Linked DNA regions of Mus musculus: region 1 is linked to region 2. The links are chromatin loops, found by intact Hi-C in ENCODE. Cell type or tissue: gastrocnemius. All regions are shown on one strand.

Region 1 (8,000 bases), 290 kb before region 2:
CTTAGCAATCTGAGCATTGCCTGTTATAAACTTTGAGTCTTGATTTTATTTTAGTTCTTATTTGCCTAATTACCTGTGTTTCGATTCGGATATTCTTTTGGAAGTGTTTATAAATCCAGAATAATTTTTTTTTTCGAGACAGGGTTTCTCTGTGCAGTCCTGGCTGTCCTGGAACTCAATCTATAGACCAGGCTGGCCTCAAACTCAGAAATCCACCTGCCTCTGCCTCTCAAGTGCTGGGATTACAGGCGTGCGCCACCACTGGGCCAGATTAATTTTTTAAAGTGTTAGGTTCATCTCTTAAATAGTACAGTTACAGATCTGTAGGATTAAAATGGACCTGCAGCTTTTGGATCTCCTGATGACATAGCTGTGATGTGTGTGTGTGTGTGTGTGTGTGTGTGTGTGTGTGTGTGTGTGTGTGTTTGTGGTGCATCACTCTAGTGCTTGTCATGAGGCTGTTATAAACAGACCTGGACTGTCAGTGAAAGTGCTGTGCATGCAGTCATGTCATCACTGCACGTGATAGCTACCCATGCCACGGCTCTGTGTACAACGTGTGCCCTGCTGTGTCAGCAGCAACCTGATACATCATCTCATGTTCACTTTACCTCTTGATTGTGGTGTTGTGTCATACTTGATTTAGTACCTTTGTTTTCCATTGTGGCTTCTTAGCATACTTCCCCTGCTAATACTCAGTAAGAGCCTGATAGTCCCAGGATATAGTAGGATATACCAGCTAGGTTTGTGCACGTGTACTCAGATGTGTGCACAATGATGACGTTGCCTAGTGACATATTCTCAGAGTGTATTACCTTTGCTGAGTGACTTCTGCCTGTATGTGTACACACACACTTTGGAAACTCGGGATTTATGGACATTTTTAAAACTGGAGATAGAAATATTGCATACCCCCCTTCCTGGTCTCTTTATTAAAGCATTTGGGAAAATTAACCACAGATTAAACCGTTCGGGATGTGAGCAGTGAGTGAGGGCTCCCTCAGATGACTGGGAAGGGACTCTGAGGGTGCATAGAGCTGGACAGCTGGTTTATTTTGGATGTCAGGTCTGTTGCATTTGTTATAGATCAGTGGTTTCAACCTGTGGGTCACAACTCCCTTGGGGGTCCCATACTAGATATCCTGCATATCAGATATTTACATTACAGTTTACAACAGTAGCAAAATGACAGCTATGAAGTAACAAGGAAATAATTTTGTGGTTGGGGGTCACCATATGAAGAGCTGTGTTAAAGAGTCATAGCATTAGGAAGGTTAAGGAGCACTGTTGCAGATGCTGAGATTTCATAAAGAAAGCATCAGTATTTTAAGGTAAATTGAATTGTAATCAGAGATTGGAATGCCTTACTAAGCTATCCTTTCTTGTTTGCCATTTCCCAATGTTTTAGGACAATTTTTTCCCGTAGGGATGGAACTTTTCTTGCTATCTCAAGCCAGTAACTACCATCTAAACTCTTTGATGTTTTCTCCCAAGGGCTATGAGGAAGTGTCTCAGAAATTCACTTCCATAAGGCGAGTCCGTGGTGATAACTACTGTGCACTGAGGGCCACACTGTTCCAGGCCATGAGCCAGCTGGCCGAGCTGCCCCCCTGGCTGCAGGACTTGGAGCTCATACTGGTATGTTGTTGCATGAATTTGAATCACAGTGTTTCAGGAAGTTCTTCTCAGAAGACTTCTCCTTTCTGCTCATGTTGCCTGAAGGTGTTACATGCAGTGTGATTTCAGCATATGGATTTGTTCAGTTTGCATCTGTAAGATGATCTTATATGTATAAAAAATGACTAGAAATAATCAGTATTTTCAAGAAGAGAAAGAATGACAAAACTTAATACACTTAAGCTGAGTTAAAGACCAGATGTTTAGAATTCATAAAAAACACATAGAAAAAAACTTGACTTTATTTTAGTGTTTCTCTGAAGTAAGTTATATAATTTTTACTGGAGTTCATGTGGATTTTAGGGGCAGTTCAAAAACAAATATACGTTTCATGATGAGATGCTAGTGTTACGTAGAGAAACCTTTTCTGGACCTGACTATCCTTAGTGCTTTATTTAAGTCATGGGAGAGAGTCCCTGGGATCTATGCCTGCAGGTGTCTTGATACAAAGAAGGCCTCATGCTGATGATTTGTGTAGCGGATAAAAGGAAATTCTGTAAACCCTGGCGCTAGTGAACGCGGCTTTGCTATTTTCTGTTGGCTCGGGAGTTGAAGGGCTTTGGGTGGCTGAGGGTGGACAATCTTAACTGCAGCTCGGGCTGACTTCAAACCTGTGGCAATCCTCCTGCTTCAGTCTCGTGAGTGCTGGGATTACTGGTGTGATAGACACATGGCAAAGCTGTTACTTCTGTGTGGTGTCTGCTGCGCTCCTGTGTTAGAGAGTAGCTAACTTGTTCCCGTGACACTGGGCTTCTTACACAGCATGGACTGTGTGCTTTAACACACCAGTAAAGGGAATGAATGTGTTTTACAACTTACTAAAGAAAGAAATGGAAATTTTAATTTATTTTTAGATGGTATTATTCTGAGAGGATAGACTTGGCCTACAGTACTCTTAAAAACAAAAGAAAGCACTTTGAAAATTATTACGAAATCTGATACTTTTGAGTCTTTTCCTTTGTGGGCCTTTTTAGATTTCTGGGCTTATTTGACACTAATTTTAAATTTTTATATTTTCTAAGAATTTTTGGTGCAAATACAGTCCTAAGTAGTTAAACATACACATTGTATCCCAGAAAAGTAAAGCAACGGCTCCTGCTAACAGGTGCATTCGGGTTACATCACCTACCCCATGTGAAATGGGTCAGCTAAGAGGGTGGGCTGTTGCATGCCTGGAACTGCAGCACTTTCATGCTGAGGCAAGAGTCCTGTGACATTTAAGCTGCTCTGGGTTATGTAGTGCAGCCTTTTCTCAGGAGTGTTGGCTTGCATTTGGTCTTGGACAGTATGAAAATGTGTCACTGGCAGGAGTGATGAGGTGATGGAGAGGTCTTCCTGGCCTACTGGAGTGATGCACAGAGAACTGTTAAATTCCCAGTGGGCTCCTCTTTTCCATAGCATTGCATGTTTGCCTTCCGAGGGCCCCGTCGCTGAGATCAGTATTCACACTGATTGGATTTTGCTTCTGCTCAATATCTGCTGAAGAAACTACTTTCCTGCTCATGCCCTCAGAAACGTAACATGGTTTGGACCTTTCTTGACAGTTTGTTGTATGTTCCTAAGACTTGAGTGAAACACTTGCCTCCAGCTCTGCGTTTGAGGAGCAGGGTGGGGGGGAGGGGGGGAGGGAGGAGAGGTAGACACACAGGTACTGGAGAGTCACTGACTGAGCAAGGGTGCTAGCTGTCTGCTTCCATGTGCAGACTGTGAGCCCAGTGCCGCTAGAGCTTCAGAGGGAGACTAGGCACAGTTAGTGCTCAGACGGCTGTGCTTGCTTGAGAATGACTCCTGGGCAGGGCCTTCTGCTCTGCTCTGCTCAGTCTCTCTGCCTAGCTGCTCTCCTGCTTAGGAGTTGAGCTCTGTCCCTTTTGATGTGCAGCTGTCCCCTTTTCTCTTGTCCTGCCTAGGCTTTCTGATTGTTCTTACTTCTGTCCAGAACCAGCCCGTTTGACTGCAGGCAGATCGTCTGACCCTAGCCCCAACCTGGACATAGCTGGCCAAAGCTGGATCAGCCCCTCACTTGTGAAAAGGGAGTATCCTTTCTATTAGGAGCTTTTTAGTTCTTAAGTGCACTGTATTTGTAAACATCTGTGAATGGATAAGACCTGTGACAGCACTTACTACAGAATGACCCGAAAGCTCCTTGTGACTTCATTTTGAGGTTGATGCTTTTGATACATGCAGTTGCCATGTTATCAAGATTATAGATATTTGTTAGAGAAAACAGGCTGGGCTCTAGGCCAGTCACAGATAATGTGCTTAAGCTACCGAGTGATCCTTAACCGTTACCATCGTCATTTCTTGCTTCAGTCTCCTTCCTCCTCTTCTCTTGCTATCTTTAGTTTTCTTTTTTCCAAGACAGTTTTCTCTGTAATCCTGGCTGTTCTAGAACTTGCTCTGGAGACTAAGCTGACTTCAAATGCACGGTCTGCTTCTTGCTTGCTCTTACTCCAAAAGAAGGCAGACTTGTGTGCCTACTAGAAAGGAATAGTGATTTATGTGGACCCCATGTGTGACCCATGAGAGCATTTAAAGTTGTATTAACTTCTGAATAAATAAGTCCAACTCCATGTTCTTTCCTAATAGTTCTTCTAAACTTTTATTATCATGTGTCTGTGTGAGTGTGTGTGTGTGTGTGAGTGAGCCTGTGTGTGTATGTAAGTGAGCCTGTGTGTGTGTGACTGAGAGTGTGTGTGTGTGAGTGAGCATGTGTGTGTGTATGTATGTGAGTGTGTGTGTGTGAGTGAGCGTGAGTGTGTGTGTGTATGTGAGTGAGCATGTGTGTGTGTGTGTGTGTGTGTGTCTGCCTGCCTGCCACAGTGAGTGTACGGAGAGGTCTGAGGACAGCATTGTGGAGTTTACTCACCATCTGTGCTTACGTGGGCTCCTGGGATTGAACTCTGGACAGCAGGTTTACATGGTCAGTGCTTTCTCCACAGAGCTGTCTTGTTGGTCCTCTAACTTGGTTTCTTTTCTAAGTCTCATTTTTTTTAACTTTTTTCTAAGATTTCCACGCTGGACCTGGATAATCACTTAATCAACAGACTGACCAATGAGTGACTGAGATGAGCAAACTAACTTGTTTCTACCAAAAGTAACTGAGTTGCCTGTTGTACTTGCTCCTTAGGTTACTGTCCAGTGCTACAGAGCCACAGCTCTTCCCGGGCTGCCACCTGCCTCCTCTCAGACCTTATAGCTTTGGAGGAGTATTTTCTCTTGAGTTGTACTTCTTGGAGCCAGGGTGTAATTTCATGTTGCTGCCACTTGAGGGCACATGAGGTTCTGGTGATAAGTCTGAGACTAATTAAACTGCCTGTGCATGTCTCACAAGTGCAGGGCTTGTGGGAACAGTGGGGCTGTTGCAGCTTTAGGTGAAAGGTCATTTATCACAGTACAATACGATGACTAGATGGCTTTTCCGCTTGACTGACACAGAGCACTGTCACTGTGATTTTGAGTTTTGTAGAGACAAGTCATCTTAGTTACATATGATTGCCGTAGACTGAGAAAGCACAATCAGAATTATTGTTTATGAAGGCGTCTCAGAGGCTTAGGTTCTAGTGGAACTGAGCATGCTCTGTTCTGAACTGCCTATTACTGTTAAGCAAGTTCAGCACACGGTGTTAGGATAGGACATTCTGACTCCAGGGATGAAATCTCTCTTTTATAGTGCCAGTTACCCCTATTTATTTATTTGTTCCTCCCTCCCTCCCTCCCTTCCTTCCTTCCTTCCTTCCTTCCTTCCTTCCTTCCTTCCTTCCTTCATGTACGTGTGTGTGTGTGTGTGTGTGTCTGTGTCTCTGTGTGTGTGTGTGTGTGTCTGTGTGTGTGTGTGTCTGTGTGTGTGTGTGTCTGTGTGTACCTCTGTTGCGGAACCATCTCAGTGGACCTCAGGTGAAATCTTAGCAGTGTAGTCTATGGTTTTCATCCTGACACACCCAGGACTCTTGAGAAGATAGAGTTTCTCATGCTGTCATGGCTTGAATTGTGGCCTTCAGATTCCAGATTCTAATGCTGTGTAGGGACAAATGAAATAGTCCAGGAACAGGAACAGGACGTGAGGGCCATAGTAGTTGCCTGTGGCTCTCATTAGAAAGGTGCTGCTCCCACCCTCCCGCTGCTGTGGGCCTCATTCCTCTTCCCCATCTTGTGCTGTGGATTAAGGATGTGTGGGAAGGTTGTCAGGAGTTAGGCTTCACTGTCAGGAAGAGCAGCAGCCTTTGACTCTACCGTGGACCTTCCGTGCCTGCAGTCACCTTGCTGAGCCATGTAATGTATGGTAAGGTTGCCGTAGTCCCCAGCAGCCACAGGCAGTGAGGACCGCTGTGAAGACCCAGTGTGGATTCTTCCTTAGCTTAGCCTCAGATCTGCGCCTTGCCTGTCCTTGCCTGTGTTAGTTCTGCAGGCTGGACTCCTGTAGATTTGAACCAACAGCATTTAACCTTGCAGCCTTCTCTGTGGCTATGCTTTGAGATTGTGACTTCCATATTCAGATTCTCCATCCTCAACCCATATGATCCTCTCGCAGGAATTAATTTTTGAAATAAGGTAGGTTTTGTATGAAGGCTTTGTGGTGTCTTCCTTTTCGGTTGTCTCAGCTATCTGGCAACACTGACACTTCTTTATCTCTGTTTCTTGATATTCCAGTTACCAGAGAAGCTGATAAACAAGTATACCTGGATCAAGCAGTGGAAACTTGGACTGAAATTTGATGGGAAGAGTGAGGACCTGGTTGAAAAAATTAAGGAATCCCTTGCCCTGCTAAGGAAGAAGGTTTGACGCACGAAATTTTCTGTGTCTGATCGGGGTGCAAAGCTTTCTCTTTTGTTGTCCCAGCAGATTCAGTGTTCTAATCTTATTTATTTACTCATATTTATTTTTAAGTTTATAAGGAAGAAGGTTCATTTTAGCTCATGGTCTTCATTAGGGGTCAGAATTTGCTGGTTTGAGACAAAATAATTTTGGGCTGGGGGAACTGTGCAGTCTGTAGGTGCATGACAGGGAACTGAGTTTGGTTCTTCAGAACTTATATAAAACTGGTGGCATGTGATTGCCACCCCAGCAATGGAGAGCAGGGGATAAGAGGGTCCCTGAGGGTCACTGGCCATCCAGTCTAGCCTAACTAATCAGTGACAGTCACCATATGCACGCATATACACGTACACTCTTACACATGTGTACAGTCACCATATGCATGCATATACACGTATACCCTTACACATGTGCACAGTCACCATATGCATGCATATACACGTATACCCTTACACATGTGCACAGTCACCATATGCATGCATATACACGTATACCCTTACACATGTGCACAGTCACCATATGCACACATATACACGTACACCCTTACACATATGCACACACATACTTACACACACATTGAAAAAGGAAACTTTAAAAGAACATTAATTCCTCTCATTTTTTGGGGGGTAAAATGGAAAAACACCAACATTCTATTTTCTTGGAGGTGATGCTATCTACAAGTGTCTCAGATAACATTTAATTTTCTTCCAAAGAAACCTTAATAAATAAAATTTTTATTTTAAGTCATATTTGTAGGTTTTAGGGTTATCATTTAATCCACATTCCTTTTAAAAAGATTGATTGATTGATTGTGTGGTGTACGTGTATGTGCACACATGTGCACTGGGTACCTGTGGATGCCAGAAGAGTGTGTTGGTTTCCTGGGGCTGGAGGTGCAGGGGTTGTGAGCACCGGCATGGGCATTATCTGGGAGAGCAGCAAGTGCTCTTAGCCGGGAGCTGTGGCTCCTGTCCTTTATCCCACGTTCATATTCTCAGTGTATCTCTGTGTATTTATTAAGGTCTTTCCAGGTATTCTTACATTTTAAAAGTCTATCAATACGTGCTATAAAATCTTTCTCAATAAATAGATGTAGCAACTTTGGAAACCATCCTAAGAGTAGTCTGAAATAATTCACGGGATTAGTTCACGGATAGCTTGGTCTTCTAATTTCCTGTGGGCTGGTGAATACAAGTCTCCTTCCTGTGGTAGAGGGCACTGTTGTTCCCCTTGCCTATTGGAGTGTAATGCTTAGGGGCTAGAAGCCACTGGCCTGCTGGCGTGATGAAGGCAGGCTGCAGCTCTTTGAAGGACAGACTGGCAAGTTTGTCAGCTTAGTTGTAAGGTGTAGTTTTCTTTTCAGGTTTTGTAAGGGGCTGGTGAGGGTGTTAGTTTTTTTGTTTTGTTTTGTTTTTTGTAAATTTTATCTCTCTCTCTCTCTCTCTCTCTCTCTCTCTCTCTCTCTCTCTCTCTCTCTCTCCCTCTCTCTCTCTCTCCCTCTCTCTCTCTAT
Region 2 (8,000 bases):
GTCTGAGCAATTCTATTGCTTTTATTCTGAAGCTCATGGGTAAGACACAAAGGGCAACCCCTAGAGGCTCTCTATTATTAGAGAGAATTATGTCCATAGTAGCAGTCTCTTTGCCTCTTCCTCTATATTCTGAGAAATGAAGTTGTCAGCGAGGAAGTTGAACCCAGGCAGCTATCTGATGGCATGAGCAGCTGATGGAAATTTCCAGTATTTATTTCTAAGCAGTTAAAACCTTTTCCTCTATACCTTGCCTGTGTGCCAATTTAATGATCAGCATCAGCACTGCGTTAGCATTTTCCTTAGCACAGTCCCTTACAATACTCCTTTTATTCTTTTCTCTGTTGTGTGTACACACATGCATATATCCACATATGTGTGCACCCATGCTACCATCACCCAGGTTTCTCTACTCTTTTTTCAGTCATTGCCCCCACTCCATCTCCCATCCCACAGTTTCTCATCCCATTCCTCCTCCCCTTGCCTCTGAAAGGGTGCTCCCCTCAGTCTCCCCCAACCCACCCCGTCCCCTCACTATGCCTCTCCTTCTCTGGGGCCTCAAGTCTTTTAAGGATTAAGCTCATCTTCTCCCGTGGCTACACCAGGCAGACCTCTGCTACATATGCACCAGGGGCCTTGGACCGGCCTGTGTATGCCCCTGGTTGGTGGCTCAGTCTCTGGGAGCTCCCTGGGGTCTGGGTTAGTTGAGTCTTCTGGTCCTCCTATGGGGTCACTCTCCCTTTCATTCTCTATTCTTTTTCAGTCATGCATTTCTCCAAAGTTTAAGTAATTCCATGCCATAGTTTACCGAGAATGACTTACTGTTGTTCTTGGATTAATTAATAATTAATGCCTCTTTTTCTTTTCAGGATGTGCTAGTTGGAACCTTACCTATAATCTCGTTTCCACATTCTACACTTCCCCGTCCCCTTCAGTAACATATTCAGATATACAGGGTCTTGTGTATGCTGGGTAAGTGCCTACCACTGAGCTATAGCCCCGATCACTCATGCTGTAATGTCTCAAAGTCTAAATCACAAAGTGTTTACCATAAAGATAACATCTGTGCTTTATGGTTCTTTAATTTCCTTTCAAGACTTGGGGACTTTTTCACTCATATGCTCCTGGCTATGAAAGTTCCCATATGGCTGGAGGGTGCCTTCTGCCTGGGTGTGTCTTTTTCTTTGTGGGCACTTTGACTCATTGGTCCTAATGTTCTGGCTTTCGTGACGGTTTCATAGAGGATGGATGGTCATGGTTGATCCTCAGTAGGCTCTTCCTGCACTGTCTGTGGGACACTGGGTTTCATTGTCATGCAGGTAAAGGAGCTTAGAATAGCTTCTCTTTCCCTTCTTTTACACGAATCTGTATCTGCAGAATCTGTGATGTTCTAAATTATTGCTTTTTTATTTTGTACAGGAGTGCTTTGCTGTCTGAAACAATGGGCTCCATCCCCTGTTTTCACTTGCTCTTGAAGGCTAAGACCAGCCTGACCAGTCAGGGACTCAGCATAACCCCCCCATAGGCCATGGGTACTCCCTGTCGCTTCTTAGAATAGAAGGCACGAGTCAGGTCCTATTCTCTGCCTAACAGTTGCTGGAGGAAGCTCCTACTTGACATATAGTTACTTAGCAAAGAACAACAGCAAAATGTCCACCTGTCTTTGTTGTTACCCAAAATGACATCTACAACTGATATGAAATAGGAAATGAGTATACCCTAATTGACAGGTTTTGGTCCATTTAGAATGAATCTGAACACGCTGTTGATTTCCATTCCTGATGGCAAGGTCACAGCCTCAGGCCTCAGCTTTGGGTTCCATGTCTCACTCTGTGGTCTTACTTCTCAATTTAAGAGTTCCTGTTTACAAAATGAAGACAATAAGCCTTCCCTTATCATATTTAAAGGAGAGGTAAGTGCAGTTATGTATAGCCTTGTATAACCTGGAAATTAGTGTATTCTCAGTAAATAAATGTTAGTCTAAAGTACTAGTAGATGCGATTACAAGTTTTAGTGTCAAATGTAGATTTGCTACCAATTCAGTAGGCTCTGTCTTGCAAAGGCCCCAACTCCTAACACAATGACACAGACTTCAGAGCCAAGCAGTGAATTCTGAGCACAACTCTGTTTTCTTCTCCTGGGTAACTGTAGGCTCAGAATGGCTGTCAGTCAGCCAGCCAGCCAGGAGACCATGCACTGGAATAAAAATGAGTCTGTGTGCAGCAGTGACTGGAGTAGCTTTGCAGAACGCCCTCCTTGGAGCCAACAGGGTTTATGTGCAGTATCTTGTTGAAGAAGGAAAGAGATGCAGGTAACTCTTACATTTGCACCACAACCAACCAACAGCCACACTTGGGAAGGCCTTATTTATTATACCTTAGAGTGTGAACCTTGAATGAAGTTGGGGTGCTCTCACTATGTTACATTTTCTCTGGAGACTAGAAGAAAGCTCCCTACCCCCTAGAAAATTGCTAGTGCCCCTCTTCTTGGCTCCTGGTTCTGAGATTTCCTTCTCAGCATGAGTAGATTCCCAGATATGATCACAGCCAGCTCCTGTCACCCAACACCAGCGGGACCAATACTTACTGGAAGCATCTCTGATGACATCTCTCATTTCATGTATGAATTAGAGAATCTACATTTCTCGGACATTCCTGTTATGTGCTCACGTGGCTTTGTGTTCATGCCATGCTATTTCTTTTTAGAGCCGGCCTCATATTTCCTTTTATATTGACAAGGGTCTGTATTTTTGAGCCCCATCGTTAGATAGTGCAATATGGGTAAACTGAGTGTCATGATGACTAAGTGACTCTCTAGCACTTTACAATGAGTCAGGTAGTGAGACAGGAATAGAAAACACAACTCTAGTCTCCTAAATTGTTTTTTTCCTGACCACTAGACCACACTTCCTCTCCAGACTATGAGACACTGGAAAATGAGAGTCAGGCTGAGAGTAAATATGGAGGTGAGCCCGCAGAAACACAATTTCACTTGTTCTTAAATCATGTCGTTTAGCAAAGGAAAACAGCAAACACCCCAGTGTCTTTACTGTCATCCAAAATTGCATCCTGAACCCACCATGGATGTAGAACAGGAAATGAGTCTGCCCCAAACCGACATCCCTTTTCCATTTAAATGATTTTGAAAAAGTGGTTGATTTTCCCGTCTGTATGAGATTTCCCTTACAAAAGAAAAAAAAAAGTATTTGCAGTTCAAAACATAAATAAAACAAATTCGTCAGTCACGTGTTTTACTAAATGAAATCCAACAGTTTTAGGCTTCATAGGAAAAACAGGCTGATTAGACGCAGCAGGAAGGTGAGTTTATCGTGGACCAAGTGTGGCAAAGAACAGCACGCAACACATGAAGGTGAAAACTGGGGCAAAACTGTGCAAGGATGTGGGTGTGAGTCTCAACTCTGCTCCTGACTTTCTTCTTTTATTTAAATACGTACACACGTGATTATGTACTTTTTGTGGGGGGCTGGGCATAGGTAACCCTCAGTGTGCATACAACTTCAATGAATCTATTTTCCTCTCCACCATATGGATCCCAGGGACTGAGCCCAGGTTTTTTGACTTGGTGACCCTCACCCGTTGAGTCACCTCACTGGTCCCCTGACTTTCAGTGTTGAGCATATCCAACCATATGTGTCTGAAAGGGGTCATAGCACCTGCCTGCCTGCCTGTCTGCCAGTAGCCTTGGTGTGGAGACAGACAGGATAAGGTGAATGGAAGAAGAGCTGTGTGCTGGACAATGAGATATGGCAAGCCTCTGCCCCATGCCAAGGTTGCCCGGGTAGGCCAGTCATCTTTGCACTTCATCTCCAGTAACAGAGCTCTCAAAGGCTTCTTCTCCATGCTTGACTAGAACTTAAAACAAAAACAGTCTAAACAAGCTTCTTTTGAAATCAATTCTTGGCCATGGAGACAGAAAACAAGATATTTCCTTTTGGCGAATAGCTCCCCCTCTTCCTCGTCATTTAGCAAGAGGTATCTTGAACTGCTCTCCTGAAATCCGATGAGAGATGTGAAGAGAATATTTTCCACTCAGAGAAAAGAGCCGTGCAGTCTGGGGAAGCAGGGCCCTCACTGGGAGAGAATGAGTGCCAAGAGCTGTCTCACCTTGTGGTTCCCGGGCAGGCCTACAAGCTCTACAGATAAAGCCCAGACAGCAACTACTGGGAATCCTGGAAGGTCCTTTTGGGGGAAAAACAACAACAACCTTCCATCAGGGTTTCCATCTGTGGGTGGAATAGGAGGCTATTGTTCCTGGAAACTGAAGAAAAGGCAGGAATTTACTTTCCAAATTGGGCAGCAGCCGAAAATTCAGCACAGCTCACTGCTCAGCTGCTGCCCTTTAACAGCAGGTGATGGTGTGATTTTTCTCAATGGAGCAAACAACCTACTGGAAAGCTCCTCAGACTGTCACTAATCTCTACTGGCGTCGCGTCGGTTTCTTGTATGTCAGCAATTCATGATGCTCCGTGTTTGCCATAAAGAGATTCCTTATGTGTTGGTTGTGTGACCCCCTTATCGTAATCTCAAAAGACAACGATCTCTACCTTCTCTCTAAAATAAATCCAGTACAAGACAATCCCTGCCTTCTTTAGGGGTGGTGCATGGTCTGATGCAGAGGACTGTACTGCCCCGTGCCAGAAGTAGAATCAAGGGAGACCTTTAGAAAACAATACCTGCCAGGTACCTCACGCACGTGTCTTTTATTGTGTAACTTACATGCAAAGGGTTGTGGGTGGGCTGTAATAAATCAGCGCCATCTAGTGGAAATGGGCAAAGCTACAAGTCACCGCTCCACTGCTGTGTCACTGCCAGTAGGACACCTTCCAGCTCAGTCACTTCTCAACGCAGTCTTATTTATACTCTTCTATTTAAACGGGTTGCCCCATTCTGCTTTGAAAGCTAAAGGCTAGTCCTAGGTAGAGTAAAAAGACTGGGGACTGTGTAAATAAATGTTCTGGCAGTAATCAAGATAATTGTACCAGTTAGCATGTGAACACTAATGTTTGGTTTATAGTCATCATATTTCATCCTTATAGGACTCTGGGAGACAGTGCTGTTTTGTTGAGAAGGAAACTGAGGCACAGAGAGTCTATGTAACTTGCCTGGGCCACTCTTTTGCTACTGGGAAGACACCAGTCTTCCTTGTGTCCCCCTGCCTGAATGGGGTCGTAAATATATGCTGGAGTAGACAGAATTCCAGTGTTAGGGCTGATGGACAGAGTCCCAGAATAGGAAAACATGGTGGATATTGGTAGATAATAGGTGTCCCATAGGTCAAATGGAAGTTGGTTCGAGCCATACTCAGTCGTTTTTCTGTTTTGTGTTCCTGGGAGAATTACAGTATGTTCTGAGAACTCCAGGTTATTCTGAAAAAAAAAAAATGGCGACAGGGATATATCTTCCTCGTGGAGGAGGAGCTGGTAGTATGGGGAGAAGTGTGGGTGCTTGCGGTCTGGCTCATGGTGGCTGTAGATAAGATTTTTCTTTTTAATTCTTTGAAAACGATTTTAGACGTTCATCAATTAGAGAAGAGTCCCTCATGGGGAGTAGACAGGTCGGTTCTTAAGCTCTGAATTCAGCCTTCTATCCACCTGGAGTTCTTGTCCCGCCTAGGACAATGTGTGGAATGTGCCCCTCCATAATCCTATCTTCCTTCCCACTGTTGGTGCTCATAGCAGGACCAAAGCTGGCAGGTGCAGAAGTTGTCCTTGGCGCCGTCCGTGGGTGATCCTGCTCTTGTGCTCTTTGGTCTCTTTGGTGTTCATGATGAATGTGAGGATAGGAAGGTGCAAGAAGGAGATTCTTGTTACAGAGTCCTTCTCTGAGGCCTCCAGGGCACAAAGGGCTTTTATGAGAAGGGACAGAGGGAGGATATGGAGATATTGGTTAGGAGGCAGAGGCCTTTGTTATTTAGTCTGCTGTCTCTTTTCTTTTTTCTCTGTCCAAACACAACAGAGTCATGGGCCTCCTGCACCTAATTAGCTAAAGACTATGGACAGAGAACAGCAGATATAGTGGGTTCTGGGAATCTCAAGGAAGTTTTACCAGTTTACATCTCCACCATTTGGGTAGACCCTTTAGAACTTAGACTGTCTAGTGAGTGGGAGGAAGATGAAGGATAAGGGGGGAGGAGACAGACAGACAGACAAAGATCTGCCAAGTAAAATGTCCCCAAAGAGCTGCCCCATCACAAAATGGTGTATTCCTGTCTGGCCATCTAGAATTACCTATCATTTTCTCTCTCTAAAGGAGATTTTAGTTGTATTCATGTGTGCATATGTGTGTGACCACGTGTGAATAAGTGCAGGAGCATGCTCTGTAAAGGCCAGAGAAAATGTTGGATCTCCTGGAGTTGGAGCTACAGACCATACTGAGCCACCTGATATGGGTGCTGGGAACTGAACTCTGGTCCTCTCTGCACGAGCAACAAGCACTCATGACTACTGAGCCATATCTCCAACCCCTAACTGTGTATTTCTTGGTTTAATATTTGCTCCACTAAACAAAGTACAGTAGTAGACCAGCACTGTGCTGTATGGAGAACAGAAACAGGCTTCACTCAGACCCTTAGTATGCTACCAAGAGGATTTAGCATATCCATATACTCAGAAAGATTAAAAAAATATATAACAAGCAACAGGATTTTTTAGTACAGTGTACTACATAATTGAAGTGAATCCTGATGTCTGTTTTCATACTATACAATTTCTTTTGCAGAGTTACGTTGTATTACAAATACAGAAACCATCTTCTTAAAAGGGAATGCAAGAAATAAGTAACAGCTAATGAATTGATATAAAAAAAAAAAACAGTACTTGCAAATAGAGTTTGATTCTTTCCCCAGCCATGACTCATTTTGCGCGAGCGTCTTGGCTTCTCCATCCTTAAAAGACTAATACAATTTGTCTTTAATTAAAGTCTCAATTATTTTTTTAAAGCTCTGGGGAAGATGGGTGCAATGGAAAAATGAACTAACTGAGCCTATGACTTAGCTTGTGCTGGGAATTTTATAGGCAGTTCACAAAGGCTTTTACTTGTCCCCCTAAGTGATAGGCAAAATGTATTTGAAGCCGAACAACTTAGACTGGAAAGGCACACAGTACCTGTCCCCAAAGTAATGATCACATCAGGACACACCCGTTGGGATTGAATGCTCCCATTTAAAGTCTGCCCAACCATCACAGCCTATGTCTGTTTTGGCTTTGGCAGAATGTTGATAACAAGCATCTGCAAGAACCTTGTTTAATTGAGCAGGAAATTACTGTTTTCTTTACCAAGGTGTTGTAAGTAAAGACATACCTGTGTAGACAGGATTTATGGTTTAAGTCCCGTGTGAAGAAATGAAGGTAAATTAGCAAAAATTAATCCCCAGGTGAAATCACAGCTCTGGAACTCATTTTTCCAATGGAATTTGACTGTGTTTTTGGAGCCTGTTAGATTGAGAGGTAATCTCTTGGGCACACAGGGACTTCCTTAAGCACATGAAGTGTGTGTGTGTGTGTGTGTGTGTGTGTGTGTGTGTGAGAGAGAGAGAGAGAGAGAGAGAGAGAGAGAGAGAGAGAGAGAGAGAGTGCGTGTCAGCTAAAGGCTGATGAACACCTTCCCGTGTAGACCTCATCTTATTTCTTGAGACAATGTCTCTCGACGAATCTGGAGCTCAGTGTTCTAGTTAAACTGGATAATGAACGAGCTTCCGGGTTCTGCCTTCCTCCCTTTCTACAGTGCTAGGGCTACAGCCTCTGCTGCCATGAGATCTGAACTCAGGGCTTCTTACTTATATAGTATGCACTTTTCTGACTCAGCCACCTCCTTAGCTCCTGTGTTTATATGTTTTTTGAATGTAGTATTTTACTAAGTATTTTACTAAGTACCCTGGCTAGCTTTGAACCTGTGAACCATTCACCCCAGCCTCCTGTGTGCTGAGATTTCAGGCATGTATGTGGCACCATGCCTACCTTTGAAAATATTTTGACCTCTAGATCC

The links. Hi-C counts contacts between places; a loop is a spot of excess contacts. Peaks named below come from ENCODE experiments on the same cell type or tissue, not always from the same donor. Only the 100,000 strongest peaks of a DNase experiment are listed, where the experiment ranks them.
Region 1: a loop joins it to region 2, with 6 times the contacts of the local background. A loop is called at or near these places in 18 of 42 quality-filtered maps.

What each region holds. Positions count from the first base shown.
Region 1 is chr15:27,609,962-27,617,961 of GRCm38, reverse strand. Otulin (OTU deubiquitinase with linear linkage specificity) reads left to right here. Exons shown (of 7, transcript NM_001013792.2): 4 at 1,495-1,638; 5 at 6,325-6,450. Among named protein-coding and RNA genes, the nearest start is that of Otulin, 17 kb to the left of the region's middle. In gastrocnemius, CTCF peaks have their summits at 1,607 and 4,935 (motif pointing right); DNase peaks (open chromatin) are centred at 1,591 and 4,953; H3K4me3 peaks cover 170 bases; H3K27ac peaks cover 2,945 bases.
Region 2 is chr15:27,322,807-27,330,806 of GRCm38, reverse strand. No RefSeq gene overlaps it. Among named protein-coding and RNA genes, the nearest start is that of Gm36899, 140 kb to the left of the region's middle. In gastrocnemius, a CTCF peak has its summit at 4,787 (motif pointing left); DNase peaks (open chromatin) are centred at 2,184 and 4,776; H3K27ac peaks cover 356 bases.